Linked DNA regions of Homo sapiens: region 1 is linked to region 2. A link is a loop called in an ENCODE intact Hi-C map of the cell type or tissue named here. Cell type or tissue: heart left ventricle. All regions are shown on one strand. Links, peaks and the distances in the headings refer to the core of each region. The heading gives the core; the rest is flanking DNA.

What was found. Peaks named below come from ENCODE experiments on the same cell type or tissue, not always from the same donor. Only the 100,000 strongest peaks of a DNase experiment are listed, where the experiment ranks them.
Region 1: a loop joins it to region 2, with 13 times the contacts of the local background. A loop is called at or near these places in 8 of 110 quality-filtered maps.

What each region holds. Positions count from the first base shown.
Region 1 is chr16:46,743,485-46,752,186 of GRCh38, forward strand. MYLK3 (myosin light chain kinase 3) reads right to left here and starts at 4,860. Exons shown (of 13, transcript NM_182493.3): 1 at 4,233-4,860. The coding sequence starts at 4,709. RefSeq lists an enhancer at 3,797-4,646. In heart left ventricle, for the core only: no CTCF peak of the experiment used is centred there; DNase peaks (open chromatin) are centred at 3,467, 3,712, 4,887 and 5,437; H3K4me3 peaks cover 4,362 bases; H3K27ac peaks cover 6,415 bases.
Region 2 is chr16:46,796,889-46,805,590 of GRCh38, forward strand. C16orf87 (chromosome 16 open reading frame 87) reads right to left here. Exons shown (of 4, transcript NM_001001436.4): 4 at 1-6,182. The coding sequence ends at 6,064. Among named protein-coding and RNA genes, the nearest start is that of C16orf87, 30 kb to the right of the region's middle. In heart left ventricle, for the core only: a CTCF peak has its summit at 4,753 (motif pointing left); no DNase peak of the experiment used is centred there.

The DNA.
Region 1 (8,702 bases), core at 494-8,493, 53 kb before region 2:
GGAAGCAGAGGCTTCCTGTCAATGGGCCAATCAGCAGCCGACAGCCTGATGGGGAGCCTGGACCAAACCTAAAGACATTCCTAACATGTTTATTAAACGCCAGGACCAGAGGAGAAATCTAGCAAGTTCCAGTGGGGCAGGACAGACGGGAAATGGCACAAGAACTCAGAAAAGAGGAAGCTCTATGACTTCCCTTACCCAGAAATGCCTTCATGCAACACGTATAACAGCTAATTTCATTAATACATGAAGTGCTCTTACAAATCAATAAGAAAAAGGCAAAAAAACAAAATAGGAAAGAGGGGGAAAAGATATGAGCAGGCAGTTCACAGAAAATACAAAAGGTTTCAAACCTGTGAGTGATGTTCAGTCCTCTAGTAAAATAAATATAAATCAAAACTATGAGACATAAACCAAAACTAGCTTTGGTTATATTTGAAATTTTCCATAATAAAAACCTAAAATTTTTTCATAAGTTCAAAAGGTTAGCTTTAAGAGACATATAAATAATTGTCTTATCTGGGTCTGATACAAATAAACTGTAAATTTTATTTTATTTTATTTTTGTGAGATGGAGTCTCGCTGTCACCCAGGCTGGAGTGCAGTGGTGCAGTCTTGGCTCACTGCAACCTCCGCCTCCCGGGTTCAAGTGATTCTTCTGCCTCAGCCTCCCGGGTAGCTAGGACTACAAGTGCACGCCACCATGCCCGGCTAATTTTTGTATTTTTAGTAGAGACGGGGGTTTCACCATATTGGCCAGACTAGTCTCGAACTCCTGACCTCGTGATCTGCCCACCTTGGCCTCCCAAAATGCTGGAATTACAGGCGTGAGCCACCACACCCAGCTTTTTTTTTTTTTTTTTTTTTTTTTTAAGATGGTGTTTTTGCTCTTATTGCCCAGGCTGCAGTATGGTGGTGCAATCTTGGCTCACTGCAACCTCCAACCTCCTGGGTTCAAGCAATTCTCCTGCCTCAGCCTCCCAAGTAGCTGGCATTACAGGTATGCGCCACCATGCCCAGCTAATTTTTGTATTTCTATTAAAGACAGGGTTTCAGCATGTTGGCCAGGCTGGTCTCGAACTCCTGACCTCAGGTGATCCCCCCACCTCGGCCTCCCAAAGTGCTGGGATTACAGGCTTGAGCCACCTCGCCCAGCCTAAAATATTTTTAAAGTATAAGATAATCAGGGAAATTTGAACACTGAACTTCAGTAACACTAAAAAGTTATCATTTGGCCCAGTGCAGTGGCTCGTGCCTATAATCCCAACACTTCGGGAGGCTGAGGCAGGAGGATTGCTTGAGCCCAGGAGTTCAAGACCAGCCTGGGCAATGTAGTAAGACCCTGTCTCTAAATAAAAATAAATAAACAAAGTTATTCACTTTTTTAGGTGTGATGATAGTATCAAGATTATGTTTTTTAAAAGAGCCCTTATCTTTTTGCTATAAATGCTAAAACATTTATGAAAGAAATGATCCAACATCTCAGATTTCCTTAAAATAATCTGAAGGGGGAAGTGGGTGGGGAAAAGAGAAAAAAAAAAACATGCACAATAATTTCCCGTTTTCATTCACCAGAAAGGCAAAGAATCAAAAGCATTCCCACACCTTGATGGTAGGAGACTGATTTGGAGTAACTTCTTTGAAGGCTGACTTGCCTTTATCTGTATAAATTTACCATTTGGCTTGGTATTTCCACTGCCAGGAGTGTAACATGCAGATAAACTCACACTTGTGTTCAGTGACATACATCTATGGATATTCACTGCATCTTTATTTATAGTTGCTAAAAATAAGAAACAACAGAAACAAACGAGGATCTGGGCTGGTTAACAACTGAAGACACAGCCCCCAAAGGGAGTACCCAGATATATTCATAACGATATGAACATCAATCAATGCCCAAAATATATTAAGTAAAAAATTAGAAATCGGGGCCAGGACAATGTGAATAACATTTGAATTAAAATAAAACAATTCTGCCAGGAGCGGTAACTCACACCTGTAATCCCAGCACTTTGGGAGGCCAAAGCAGGCAGATCACTTGAGGTCAGGAGCTCAAGACCAGCCTGGCCAACATGGTGAAACCCCATCTCTACTAAAAATACAAAAAAATTAGCCGGGCATGGTGGAGGGCGTCTGTAATCCCAGCTATTCAGGAGGCTGAGACAGGAGAATCGCTTGAACCCAGGAGGTGGAGATTGCAGTCAGTCGAGATCGCGCCATTGAACTCCAGGGGTGACAGAGTGAAGCTCCGTCTCAAAAACAAACAAAAACAACAAAGCAGTTCTGGTGCTACAGATTGTGGGAAAAACAAAACAAAACAAAAGGGTGCTGTGGATACCAAACAAAAGGGTGCTCCAGATAGAGGCTTGTAGACACAGCCTCTATCTGGAAGGATTCAAAGGAACTCAGAATCCACGCTTGCCTAGGGGGCCAGGGTATTGGTGTTCTGGGGCCTGGGGGATGGAATAGGAAGGAGATGTATGCTCTTTACTCTACATGATTTTTTTTACTATGTGCATATTAATTTTGTTAAAGCTATTGATTAGATCTATTTTATTATTTACAGTCGTGACTCTGTATGTGCCAGGGATTGGTTCCCGGGCCCCCTCCACAGCAAAATCTATGGCTGCTCAAGTCCCTGATATAAAATGTCATGGTATTTGCATGTAACCTACACACACCCTCCCATACACTTTAAATCACCTCTAGATTACTTATAATACCTAATAAAATGTAGATGCTATATGAGAAGTTGTTATACTATTGTATAACAACTGTATTATTATTTAGAGAATAATGACAAGAAAGAAAAACCTGTACATGCTCAGTACGGACACACCATCATAGGACTAAGTACATTTTGATCCGAGATTTGATTGAATCTGCAGATGTAGAACCCACAAATATGGAGGGCTGACTATAATTAAATTAAATTTCTTTATTTTTTTTAAGAGACAGGGCCTCACTCTGTGGCCCAGGCTGGAGTGCACTGGCACAAACATAGCTCACCGAAGCCTCCATTTCCAGGACTCAAACAATTCTCCCACCTTAGCCTCCCGAGTAGCTAGGACTACAGGTTTGTGCCACAATGCCTGGTAAATTTATTTATTTATTTTTTGTAGAGACGGGGTCTTCCTATGTTGCCTAGGCTGGTCTCAAACTCTTGGCCTCAAGCAATCCTCCCACCTCGGCCTCCCAAAGCACTAGGATTACAGGCATCAGCCACTGCACCCAGCATAATTTTATTTTTTAAAGCCGGGCTTTGTTAGGGTCACACTGCCCTGCAGGCCAAGTCCTCAGAAAAGGCACGGTGCAGACAGCGGGGGCTAGGGAGAGGGGCAGCTCTGAAGGAGCTGCAGGGCAGGGAGGGGAAGGGGCAGCAGGGGAGCTCTGGCCTGGTGCGGGGAGGGGAGGCATGCTCCTGTCCTCGGCAGGCAGCCGACACAGAGTCAAGCACGGACCCCTCTGACCCCAGCTCATCTCTTGCCAGAGGCTGGTGAGTCACTGCAGGGGTCTGAAATGGTGGCTCCAGGTTGTCTGAGTGTTGCTAAGTGGCTGACCCCTAGCTGTCCCCAAACAGGGTGTTCCCTCTACAGACCTCACCCCCCATATCCTTCTCCCAGCAGCCAAGCTTCCATTAGCCTGCAGGATTGATTATGCAACTCTTAGGAACAGCCGCTCCCAGGAATGCCACCCTCCACCCCCAGGCTCCGGCTCCTGCCTGCTGTCCCCCTGGGTCACTGTCAACACTCGTCTCCCCACAGGCAGCTGCACTCTCCACTCCCTCTGGAGCTAAGCTCAAGGTTGGGGACAGGAGGTGGCGGGTGGGTTTCTGAGCAGGGCTCCATCAGGACAAACTGGCCACTCCTGCCTGTCCCACCCCATGTGTGAAGGAGCAGAAGGGCAGTCACGGGGGTGTCAGAGAAGTGTGGTGGTCCTCCCTCCCAAACCGCCAGCGTGTCCCCCACAGCTAGGTTCCCTGGAGCTGCCAAGACCCTGCAGTCCTGGCCAGAGCCCCGCTTCTTCCCTTCCCTGGGGAGAATGGCAGGCAGTGTCCGGACTGGAAATCCACCTATGACCTGTAAGTTTCCAGCTCTCCTTTTCCCCATCAACAGGTCACACAGGAAGGGGACACCATGCCTCCAGCTCTCCAAACACTGGCTGCCTGGCCAGTCTCCCACCAGGGCCGGGGCCTCCCATCCAGCCAGGGCAGGGAAGCAGGAACCAACCTCCTCAGGGCTGTCACCTGGGCTGCCTCTCCTCCAGGGCACACGCCCCTGCATGAGGAAATCCGCCACCTTTGATTTCTGGAACGTGGCCCCCACCAAAGCGATGGCCCTGTCCACCGCAGCCACCATCCTGAAGAGGGCCTCCAGCCTGGCACCGTGCTGGGCCGCATCCTGCTGCATGGCCCTCACCAGCTCCAGGACCTCGGGCCACCCAGCCTGGGTGTCAATGTGGGGAACCCCATCAGCCCCGCCCGGGCCCGGTGCCCGGGAGGCCTCCAGCCTGTGCAGGCCCCGCTCCAGGTGGCCCATGTCTCGGCACATGCTCTGCAACTTCTCTGTGACATCTTCTTGGAAGTGCAGGAGCTGGTCCACCTTCTCGTTCAGCATGTTCAGCTTTGTGTCCATGGTTGTTAAGCAGGTCTTGCCCAACCCTGGCAGCCCCCCATGCCCCAGACTCTCCTTGGAGGTTCCTGACATGCTGGTGCAGGCTTGACAAGGGCAAGAGCGGGGAATGAGGAGAGGCACAGACCCCTGGTTCTCACTCAGGCGGTGGTGTCTGCAAGGTCATTGTCCTCCGTAGCTGACAGACTCCTGGCAGCACCAACCTCCACGATGGCCTGGGCTGTGTGAGGAGCGCAGAGGCCCAGGTTCTTCCTGTGCCTTTGCTTTGCTTATCTCCCACCCTACACGGGCCTGTGAGTGACAGGCCGAGGTCAGCCCAGGCCCTTCTCCTTGGGGCCCCTTTGACATCACGGCAGCATTTAACATTCCTCTCTGAGAGGCTGCTGATGGGCAAATATGTTAAGAATCTGCCCAGAGCCAGCAGGGTTCATGCAACTAATGGTTCGGAGGAAAGGAAAGGGTCCTTTGGAGAACGGCACCTGCCAGCTGGGCTCCAGGAGGGATCCCAGGGCGGAGGAAGGTCCTTAGAGGCCCAGAGCCCTGAGGCCACACACATCAGAGTCACAATAAAAAGCAAGACCAAGACAGAAAGGAATGTGAGACCACTCAGCAAAGTTGTGACTTCTGCCATGATGAAAATTTTGATGCTTCTGCAAATTTAAAACAAACTTCAGGTGCCCCTACTACACCAGCGTTCAGAACATGTGTTTAGACTGTCTGTGGGGTGGCCGGCAGGTCCCTCCCCACCGGAGCCCTCAGTGACTAGTCCCTTGTACCTAAAAATAGAACTGAGGGCAATGGCCCTGGCCACCTGCCAAGCGCTGTCCCGAGGGCCATGTTCTTCACAGGGCCCTCAGGGGGACACTCACCAGAGACACCTGCTCCCCCAATAACAACTATGCAGGTATCAGACATGCAATTTCCATACTGAAACAGACTAGCAGGGACCCAGAGCACAACAGGCCTGTGTTTCCTGTGGTTTACAAACGTTTTTGCCTTATAAGCCCTTGGTTCAAATAAAACGTTTTACAGAAGTATCAGTCAATAAAGCAGACACAAGCAGAGATGCTAAGGTTACCCCCGAGGTGGGGCACAGGGAGCCCCTTAAAGTCCCAAGGACGCCACGGAGCAGTCTGACCTACACCATTTCCATCCAGCTCCCCGTGGGCAGAGGGCAAAGCCCAGAGAGGGGCATTTGCCCAAGGTGGCCCAGGCAGGCACACGGCCTCCTGAGGATGGTCCAGCCATGGGCAGGGCTGCCCCCAAGGGAGGGGGCTTTAGTGTCCCCCTCAAGCTTCCCCCTTCTGAATAAAAGCAATTATGATAAAAACTGACCTGGACATTTGGAATCTAAAAGCACTATTAGGGCCGGATGCAGTGGCTCACATCTGTAATCCCAGCACTTTGGCAGGCGGATTGCTTGTGTCCAGGTGTTCGAAACCAGCCTGGGCAACATGGCGAGACCTGGTCTCTACAAAAAATAAGCCAGGCGTGGTGGCACGCACCTGTGGACCTAGCTACTCAGGAGGCTAAGGCGGGAGGATTGCTTGAGGCTGCAGCGAGCTCTGATCCTGCCACTACACTCCAGCCTGGCCAACAGAACGAGACCCTGTCTTCAAAATAAATAAATACACGAAAGCACCATTAGAGGTTTTGCTATGTTAGACCATTAACCTATCAATGCAGTGAGCTTGCTATGCAAATGCAGCTTGACCACAACCTTCTCTACCTACCCTTCTATCCCGATAGTTGCCCCTGGGCAGCCCACAGAGAAATCCAAACCCATTCCTGAGAGCACAGCCCTGGGTGTCATTGGTGGAATGACCCAGAACATGCTAGAAAGAGCAGGGTCTGTTATATTCACCGCCACTGAAAACAAACACACAAATAAACAAAGTCTCCCTGGAAAAGGAAATTTGAGGGGTAACCCTGTGTTCCAGTCCCTCTGGGGATTCACCGTGCACCTCAGGAGGACCTCATCTGCCACAGAAGACTCCCCCACCCGACCAGGGCAGGGGGCTCTCCTGACACTTCACACTTAGCACTTCCCTGCAGATCGGGGCTCCCTGGGCCAACCTTTGGGAAATGGCTGCTTAGAGAAGTCTCAGAAGTCTAACACACCCAGCCCCTGTGCCTCTCCCCAGCTGGTGCCCATAATTTTTGTGGAATAAAATTCCCACCAGACAAGAGAGGCAGACCCTGGTCTCTGGAGGAGAGACTTTATTATTGCCACTGCTGTGGAGATCTCTGGAGAACCAGCAACCAGGCAAGTCCTGGGTTAATAAAGCCGGAAAGGGCCGGGTGCAGTGGCTCACGCCTATAATCCCAGCACTTTGGGAGGCCAAAGCAAATGGATCACGAGGTCAAGAGATTGAGACCATCCTGGCCAACATGGTGAAACACCGTCTCTACTGAAAATACAAAAATTTGCTGGGCATGATGGCGTGCACCTATAATCCCAGCTACTTGGGAGGCTGAGGCAGGAGAATTGCTTGAACTGGTAAGGCAGAGGTTGCAGTGAGCCAAGATTGCGCCACTGCCCTCCAGCCTGGTGACAGAGCAAGACTGTGTCTCAAAAATAAATATATAGGCCGGTTGTGGTGGCTCATGCCTGTAATCCCAGCACTTTGGGAGGCCGAGGCAGGTGGATCACCTGAGGTCAGGATTTCGAGACCAGCCTGGCTAACATGGTGAAATCCCATCTCTACTAAAAAAACACAAAAAATTAGCCGGGTGTGGTAGTGCATGCCTGTAATCCCAGCTACTTGGGAGGCTGAGGCAGGAGAATCTCTTGAACCCAGGAGACGGAGATTGCAGTGAGCTGAGATCACGCCATTGCACTCCAGCCTGGGCAACAAGAGTGAAACTCTGTCTCAAAAATAATAAAAATAATAATAAATAAAACAAATAAATAAATAAAGCCAGAAAGATAACTTCAAAGTCTAAATGAATCCAGAGGAAAACACCAAATACCCCAGCCATGTATCTATAACAAACATGAATTATCTGAGGCCGGGCGTGGTGGCTCATACCTGTAATCCCAGCACTTTGGGAGGCCAAGGCAGGCGAATCACTTGAGGCCAGGAGTTTGAGACCAGCCTGGTCAACATGATGAAACCCCATCTCTACTAAAAATACAAAAATTAGCAGGACATGATGGTGAGCACCTGTGATCCCAGTTACTCAGGAGGCTGAGGAGAATCACTTGAACCTGGGAGACAGAGGTTGCAGTGAACTGAGATGGTGCCACTGCACTCCAGCCTGGGTGACAGAGCAAGACTCTGTCTCAAAAAAGAAAAAAAAAAGAATTAAATTACAAAAGGATTTGTCATGTCTTCATTAAGCAACAAGTTTACAAGGTAGCTCATTTGCTAAGAAGGTGGCTGCGGCTGGAAGCTCCCTGAGGGCAGACCAAGCCTCTTGGGCTTGGCCTGGATTCCCGGAGGCACCAGCCGCCTGGTACATGGCAGGTGTTCAACATGGAGGAATGAGCTAAGGAGGAGGCAGCAGGCGGCTGAGCAGACCGTCCTGAGACTTCTGTGGAAGGAGGAGGCCTCAAAGTGAGCACAGGGCAGGAAACCCTGACAATCCGGGAAGGGAGCTCCAGGGAGCTCCGGGGCCCTCTGGGAGAAAGCCTAGAACATATTGCAGGCAGTTCCTGGGGCCTCTGTGGTGGAAAGGAGTAGCCAGAAGGACCAGCTTTAACCTCTTTCATTCTCACTTTAGGAGAAATGAGTTTGGAGCACATGGATTTCCTGCGGGGATGCTTCTCTCTAACTCTCCCTGATGCACAGGACACAGCAGGGGGCTTGGCCAGTTTTTGGGTGATGGTGCTTGCCCAGAGGATGGGGAGGCATTGACCCCCCAAGCCAAGAGAAAGAAGACCAGAGAAGAGGTAGCTGAACTGGATTGACAGAGCAGCAAATACAATAACCCCTTGTCTTTCCTGGGTAAGGACAGGGCAGCGGATCCTCTCGCGGAAAAAGACAGGCTGACCTCTATTCACCCTAGGGTGGGGCCAGCACGCACCAGGCCCCAAGACCCTTCCCTGGCCTTCTGGTGACCTAA
Region 2 (8,702 bases), core at 222-8,221:
AAGAGAATAAATTCAAACACCCGGGCACATCATAATCAAACCAATAAAAACCAAAGACAAAGATTCCTGAAAATACTCAGAGAAAAATAACATGTTTCATACAGGGGAAATATTACTTTAATGGCTGCACATTTCTCATCAGAAACCATGGAGGCTGAAAGAACTGTCAACACAGTAGTTTATATCCAGCAAAAATATCTTTCATGAATTAAGGCAAAATAAAGACATTCTCAGATGAAGAAAAAATAAGAGAATTAAATGTCAACAGACCTGCACTAAAAGAAATTTTCCAGATGAAAAGGACTGATACCTATGTAAACTTGGAACATCAAGAATTAAGGAAGATTAATACAAATGATAAATATTGTGGTAAATGTGATAGACTGTTTTCCTCTTGGGTTCTTAAAAATATCTATGATAGTTGTAAGGAAAAAATACATTATCTGATGAGTCTTATTTTTTATTTTTATTTTTTGAGACACAGTGTCTAGCTCTGTCACTCAGGCTGGAGTGGAGTGGAGTGATCTTGGCTCACTGCAACCTCTGCCTCCTGGGCTCAAGTAATCCTCCCACTTCAGCCTCCTGAGTAGCTGGGACTACAGGAACATGCTACCACGCCTAGCTAATTTTGTGTATTTTTTGTAGAGTTGGGGTTTCACCACATTGTCCAGGCTGGTCTCGAACTCCTGGACTTAAGCAATCTGCTCGCCTCGGCCTCCCAGTCCTGGGATTACAGGTGAGCCACTGTGCCCAGCCAAGTCTTATGATTTATAAGAAAATTATAACATAAAGGGGAGAGGGTAAAGGAATGTAAACAGTGGTAAGATTTTTCTACATTCCACTTGAACTGGTAAAATATTGACTTCTAAGTGAACTGTAAAAAGTGAAGTATGTTTATAGTAATCCCTAGAGCAAATACTGCAAAACTATTCAAAGAACTATAATTTTAAAAAACAATAAATTACAATCAGTAACAGAAAGATAACTGAAAAAAACTCTAAATATTTGAAAATTATAGTAATACCAAGAAAAATCAGAATATTCTAAATTGAACACAAAATTACAACACAATAAAATTTGTGAGATAAAGCAAATGGGAAATTTATAGCATTAAATGCTTTTTTTAGAAAAGCACAAAAAGCCTTCTGATCAGTGTTGAATTAAATAAATAAATAAATAAATAAGTAAATTTTAAAATCAATGATCTGAGCTTCCGCCACAATAAGCTAGAAAAGGGAGCAAATAAGCCCAAAGCAAAGAAAGGAGAAAATACTAAAGATCAGAAATTAATGAAACTTAAAACAGAAAAACAGCAAAATATCAATAAACCAGAGCAGGTTCTTACAAAAGAGAAATGCAGCCGGGCACGGTGGCTCATGCCTGTAAAGGCGGGTGGATCACCGGAGCTCAGGAGTTCGAGACCAGCTTGGCCAACATGGTGAAACTCCATCTCTACTAAAAATACAAAAAGAAGCTGGGTGTAGTGGCGTGCGCCTGTAATTCCAGCTACTCAGGAGGCTAAGGCAGGAGAATCGCTTGAACTCGGGAGGCAGAGGTTGCAAGGTTGCATTGAGCCAAGATCACACCACTGCCCTCCAGCCTGGGCGACAGAGCGAGACTGTAATCCCAACACTTTGGGAGGCTGAGTCAGGAGTTGAAGACCAGCCTGGCCAACATGGTAAAAACCTATCTCTACTAAAAATTCAAAAATTAGCCGGGCATGGTGATGCACACCTGTATACCCAGGTACTTGGGAGGCTGGTGAGGGAAGCTTGAACCCAAGAGGCAGAGGGTGCAGTGAGCCAAGATCGCACCATTGCACTCCAGCCTGGGTGACAGAGTGAGACTCCGTGTCAAAAAAAAAAGAAAAGAAAAGCTATCAGTATGTTTCACCATATGAACATTCTAAAGGGGAGAAAAAAGGTCCTATCAATTATGCAGAAAAAGCATCTGACAAAATTCAACATCTGTTCCTGACAGAAAACTTCCAACAAGCAGAAATAAAAGAGTCTACCCTCAATCTACTAAAGGGTATTTTTTCAAGCCCACAACAACAACAAAGTTATTTAATGCTTAATGACTGAATGTTTCCCCCCTACAACTGGATCAAGGCAAAAAGTCCCAACCAGTGCAATAAGGCAAAGAAAAAAATATAGAAATTATCAATAAAAGAACAAAACAGATTCCTTAATAATGCAAAAGGCAAATACTTGACTGGGGTAAAAAGAATTATTCTATTCCAGACTCTGTTATATGTCTCATACTTTTAATCCTGGAGAGTCTGCTTTGTATGTTAGGATAGTTATTAGTATAGTTGTAATCTTTGAGTAGTAAGTACTACTAATATTCAAACTATAATAAATGGGTTAAGGCAGCACAAAAGAATAATTTAAAAAAATAGTTCCCTAGAAAATAGATCCTGAGAATAAAAATATATAAACATATATACATGTACTTCCAAATGTAAAAATGAAGCTTGTCATGTAGTAAAAGAAAAAACCCAGCTGCACAGAAAAAACTTTAATTAACTTAAATAAGAGATTTGTTAACAACAATATGCCTTAAAGGCTAGAAAGACAGAAAATACTAGGGAAAAAATGCTTTTAACTAGCAAGAATATAAGGCATCAAACCAAACTAGAAGGTAAAGTGGAAATAATTAAGAATGAGTTTCAAAGAATGACGGACAAAATGTTTTAGAGAAGAACACAATTTGGCAGAATGACTACCTGTATCTAGAGCATATTTTGAAAGTGGAATCAAACAAATTCAATACTTTTTTCACACAGGGTGTTTCTTGCTCTGCCTCCCAGGCTGGAGTGCAGTGGCAAGATCATCACTCACTGCAGCCTCGAACTCCTGGGCTCAAGTGATCCTTTAGCCTCAGCTGCCTAGTAGCTGGAAGCACCACACCCAGCTAATTTTACTTTTTGTAGAGACGCGGTCTCATCATGTTGCCCAGGCTGGTCTCAAACTCCTGGCTTCAAACAACTCTCCTGCCTTGGCCTCCCAAAGTGTTGGGATTACAGGTGTAAGCCACCATGCCTGGCCAATTAATACTTTATATAAAAGTAAGTAAAGAGCTTAATTTTTCTAAATTTAAGACAAACATGCAGATTGAAAGGCAAGCCAAAATTAAATATTGCCAAGTCATTTTAATGATCAGAATTAGAGAATCAAGTGCAATTACTAGAGTTAAAGAAGTCAAATACTTTTCAATTTGAAATCTTATCTGAGGGAGAACACTATCTGATTACTTTTAGGAAGCAACTCAGAGGTCATACTGACCTTTTTTTTTTTTTTCTTAAGTATTTCTGAAATTTAAAGAAATAAGAATAGACTGGCTAAATTTTCAGGTCATTTGCAATTTTAAATTTTCTCATCATAAACTGCTTCAAGCTGTTTGATCACTTCCACTGATTACTACACAAGAAATAATTTGCACAATTTCCCTTACTTTTATATCATTTACATTTAAATACAGCCAAAAAATACCCATGAAAATCTAAGAAATGTTCATTTCTAAAACTAACAAACAAAATCAAACTACAAGTATTAAAGTGCCCACAAAAACATTTTGGAATACCATGGAGTTGAGGCAGGGAGTAACAACTCTCAAACTACTTTTATTTAATCTTACTCATATTTAAGAATAAGTTATCTTCAACAGACCTAATCTAATTGTGGAATCATTTCAAGGTATTTTGAATAATCATATCATTTATAGATATCAGAGCAGAACAAATTTTGGATTAAGTAAAGAACTATAATTATACTCTTAGGACATCTGCTGATGACAGAGGTTTCTCTGACACCAGTGACAAAGTAATATTTTCTGGGACCATTACAACATGCCTAGACAAATTAAATTTTTTAGCTTTATAACAAGAAAGCTCATAGAGTACAATTTTTTGAAAAATTGGTTAAATAGGTTATGTCACAGAGGAAACCTAATTTGCCTCTCTGCCACGGAAATTTTTAAATAAGCCAATAATTTAACATTATGAGATCTGAAGTAATTACTTTTCTATACGGCAAGCTCCAGCCCAGCCACCAGTACCTCCTTTACCATATCCAATGAATATTTTAACATGACTTTCCTGTAATGGTCTTCAGCTTTAAATGGATAGACTCTGACATCGATAATTCCTTAAAGACGTGCTTATTCCACAAGCTGTTCTTGCTTTTTCTGAGGACATATATATGTATACAAGCATTTTTAGATATTAATCATTTTTAAGCTTTTTTACTTAAAATCAAAAGTTTCCTTACAGTATGTTTCAAAGATAAAATCACATTACATTATTGGGGAAACTACTAGTTAAGACTCTAAAACGCACACAAGGCTGAGTGCAGTGGCTCATGCCTGTAATCCCAGCACTTTGGGAGGCCAAGGCGGGCAGATCACCTAAGGCCAGGAATTTGAGACCAGCCTGGCCAACATGCTGAGACCCCATCTGTACTAAAAAATACAAAAAAAAAAACAGCCAGGCGTGGTGGCGCACGCCTCTAGTCACAGCTACTCAGGAGGCTGAGGCATAAGAATCACTTGAACCCAGGAGGCAGAGGTTGCAGTGAGCTGAGACAGTGCCACTGCACTCCAGCCTGGGCGACCGAGCAAGACTCTGTCTCCTAAATAAATAAATAAAATGCATACAAAATAGTTGCAGTAGTACCTGCAGATAGATACAGGGATTAAAGGAAAAGGAATCCTTAGGAAAATTCTTTATCCTATCTAGAGTACCTCTTAAGCTCCCTCTGCTGGTTACCATTTAAATAAAGTAGGAAAAAATGTTGACCTTTTTTCTTTGAGGAGGTGATGGGAGATGCAGGATGAAGTCTGAAATTGATAATGTTACGGCTAAAATTGAAAGGGAGATTCTCTTAAAAGGGGGCTAAATCTAACTGATGACTATCTTCTGTAAGAAGGCTTTAAAAGGATTTCTAAACAGATTGGGGGAAGAGCGACTGAAAATAAGGGGAGTGATTACCAAGTTTGAATATGTTAATCATTAAATTGATATGCCAAAATGCAAAAGCATTTAATATAAATCAACTATAAACGATTATGACTTAACACTAGAAAAATTAAGAATTTAAATATATTTCACAAACTTCACCAGAACAAAAAACTTTTATCACACTATTTAATCTACTTAGTTTCAATATTAAGGTTTATTTTTTCTTCCAGATTGAAAGTAACAATTTAAATAATTATCAGGATATAGAAACAAATATCCATTCAGATAAAACATTACTGCTTAAAAGTGGCTAAGAAATATTTTGCATGTAATAAATATATTTCATGTTTAGGTTAACAGGCACCATCTTGAGAGCAGTTTGTTTTTTTTTTTTAGCTAATAAATAAATTACATTCAAGAAAACAAGGTGTTTATATCTGAGTATATCATTAAATGTTTTTCTTCATATAGCACCCAAACTTCAAACTGTCTAGAAAGTATCTCCTAAAATATAACTCATACCTTAAGTAATAAAAATAAAGGCCAAGAAAAAAAATCAATTTAAGACAAAATTTACAGTTTATATTCTTAATTCCCCATTCAATAAAATATCGATTGCCAATTTAATAAAAGTAAATGAACTGTATATATGCAATCTGTTAGCACTGAAAATCTGAAATATATATTTTTAAAAATCACTCTTTCTGACAGTATTTAAAATATTGCATCTCTGGTGGCAAACCTGAAAACAATCAAGCATCTTATTACCCTAGTTTTCATACCTACCCCATACCCCATCACTTTTTATCCTTTAACATCCATCCAGCATTTTTGTTGGTTTTTTTTTGTTGTTGGCAAATACACTTACTTATATCCCAAACACAAAACACTGACAATACTCCTTGGTAAACAAGGAAATCCCAGAACAGTCCAAGCCTACACAGCTTTGCTCCCGAAGTGTGGCACAGGCTAAACGACAGGCGAGAAAGAAACAATCGATGGCCCTTATTGATGCAGTCAGAATGCTCCTGAGAGTCCATAACTGTTTGAGAATTTGCTGATGTTATCCTGACAGAAGTTTCAGCAGATTTTGCAAACAAGTATCAGAGAATAAGTCTTTGATTGATAATTTTTCTATTTATTTCTGCCAAGGCGACTGAAAACACGAAAGCCTTTTCATCAGACAGGTTAGCATAGATGTCAATTTCCTTTTCCTGTTTCTCTGTTAAAAGAAAAAGGGAAAGTTTAATATAAAGGCAGTAGATGCAGTAAATTTAAATTTTTTAAAGCTTTCAAGTATTTCTTTAAATGACAGTATTATATATAATACTACAATATACATTAAATGTTACTATGCTACTGAACTAAAAAGTTTTTTAAATTATACAAAGGAGTTACTGAAATGAAGATTAAATGAAGACAATATTTATTTCTATACACAGGCACTCTAACAGCTACATAATTTTTCTAAGAATCTCATACATTTCTATCTCCTCACTGTCTCAATCAAAATGAATTTTCTCTGCTAGACGAAATTCACTCTGAGAGATGGTCCCCTTCTGAACATCAATGGTGACTTTATGAATACATTAACATATTCATCTTCATCTTCTTATACAGGAAATGACATTTATTTTTATTTTTCCCCTCTCGATTACAAATGTAATCCAAGTTCACAGAAAATTTGAAAAAGAAAATAAAAATCACTCGTAATCTCATGAGTCAGCAAAAATCACAATTAACATCTTGGTGTATATTCTTCCAAGTTACTTTTTCAGGATCCCCTGATTCTATTTTTGTTTATTTTGTTTTGACAGTCTAATCAAAGTTAAATGCATATAATTTACAATCAAATCATTTTTATAAAACTTGTTAAAAAAAAAAAACAGAAGTCCTTTGCCCCATACACATTTTCCACTCTCCAAATGCAACTACTTTTTTTGTGACTTTTTTTTTCAGTTGTTCCTTTTTGCTTTTACAAAAACAAATCTCTAAGTAACATTTGTACAAGATGCTACTTCAGGGTTTTAGGCATTACTGATTCACTTTCCACCAGGGAAAATAAGGGTTACACTGTTTTGCATCTCTTGCCCCAATAAACACTCTGCCCATCCCTCATCTTCTCACTATAATTAAATCACAACTTTAGTAACATCAGTTTTCAGTGATTACATTATTATGCCTATGGTAAGTGATTTTTCACTTTTCCTTTACATTGTTTTCCCTGAAGTGATTCTCTTTTTACTTGCTTAGTTTTCATTTCTAACTCAACCCAATGTCTTTCCTAGTTGTATAAATTGTTTTTCAGGATGTTTACACGTATCAGGTATTTTATCATTTTTATCTTCTTGAAGAAATCGCTCCAAGTCTTCCAACCTGCTCCAGTATGAAATGATTGCTCTCTAGGCCTACTGCAAAATTATCATCTTGTGCTCTTTCATCAGCATCATGCTGGAGACTCTCATCTCTAGAGTTGGGTGGACCCACCTTTGTCTTGAATCCAAAGATCCTTTCTTGGTTTATTTCTTCATTTTGGTAGCAGGTAACTTGTAGGGGCTTCCTGAGAAAGGCAGTATTGGTAGCAAATTTTTTGAGACCCTGAATGTCAGAAAATATCTTTAGTCTACCTTCACATTAATTCATAGTTTGATTGAGTATAGACTTGTAGGTTTCCGCTTAGAACTGTGAAGGCAGTAAACTGTCTTCTGACTACTGGTGCCATTGTTGAGAAAACCAATACCTTTTTTATAGTTATTTTTAAAATCAATGATAAATTTACATATAGTGAATACACAGATCTTTTATGTGTTCAACTGGAGGAGTTCTGACAAACATATACAAACATGTAACCCATGTCACAATCAACATATAACAAATTTCCTCCAGAAATTCCTCATGCTTCTTTCCAGCCAATCCCTCTCTACACCTACAAGCAACCACTGTTCTGATTTCTATTACCACAGAATCATTCTGTCTGTTCCTAAACTTCATATAAATGGCATCATATATAGTATGTACTCTTTTGTGCCTAGCTTATTTTGCTCAACATGTTTTTGAAATTCATTGATGCTAGTCATATATCAGTAGTTTGTTCTTTGCTGGGCAATATTGCATTGTATTAGTTCCAATATCATTTTGCTTTTCTTTTTTCTGAAAACCTGAAAAATTTTATTTAACCAAAGATATGAGATATGATGACGAACTCTGGTATAATTTCTCTTTTTAACCATCATTTCTCTTTTTAGACTGGGAATTTGTAGGCCCTTTTAACAAAGAAACTCAATGTCCTTCAGGTTGGAAAAATTTTCTTGAATAAATAATTGTCATTGTTAAAGTCGTTGATGACTTCCTTCTCCTCCATCTTCCATGTTCCTTATCTGAAACTTTAATTATTTACAGATGTCAGACCTCATACTGGTCCTCTAAATTTCTTAAGGTTTCCATTCTGTTTTTTCCATCTCTTTTCAATTGTTATAGTTTCTGGAACCTTTCTTCAATTTTATCTTTAAGCCTTTTATTAAAGTTGTTCATTTCTGTGTATCATCTATGTTTTGGGGTTTTTTGGAATATTTTAAAGTTCATTTTCCAACTGGCTTTTTGACCTCTGCAATTTCCTTTTAAATATCACCTTGTTCATTTTACAATTACAATTGCTTCTTTTGCTAAAGATATTAATAGTAGTTTATAGTTTTTCTTTTCCCTGCAAAATCTTGCTTTTTTCCAAGTTATTTTTTCTCTCCTG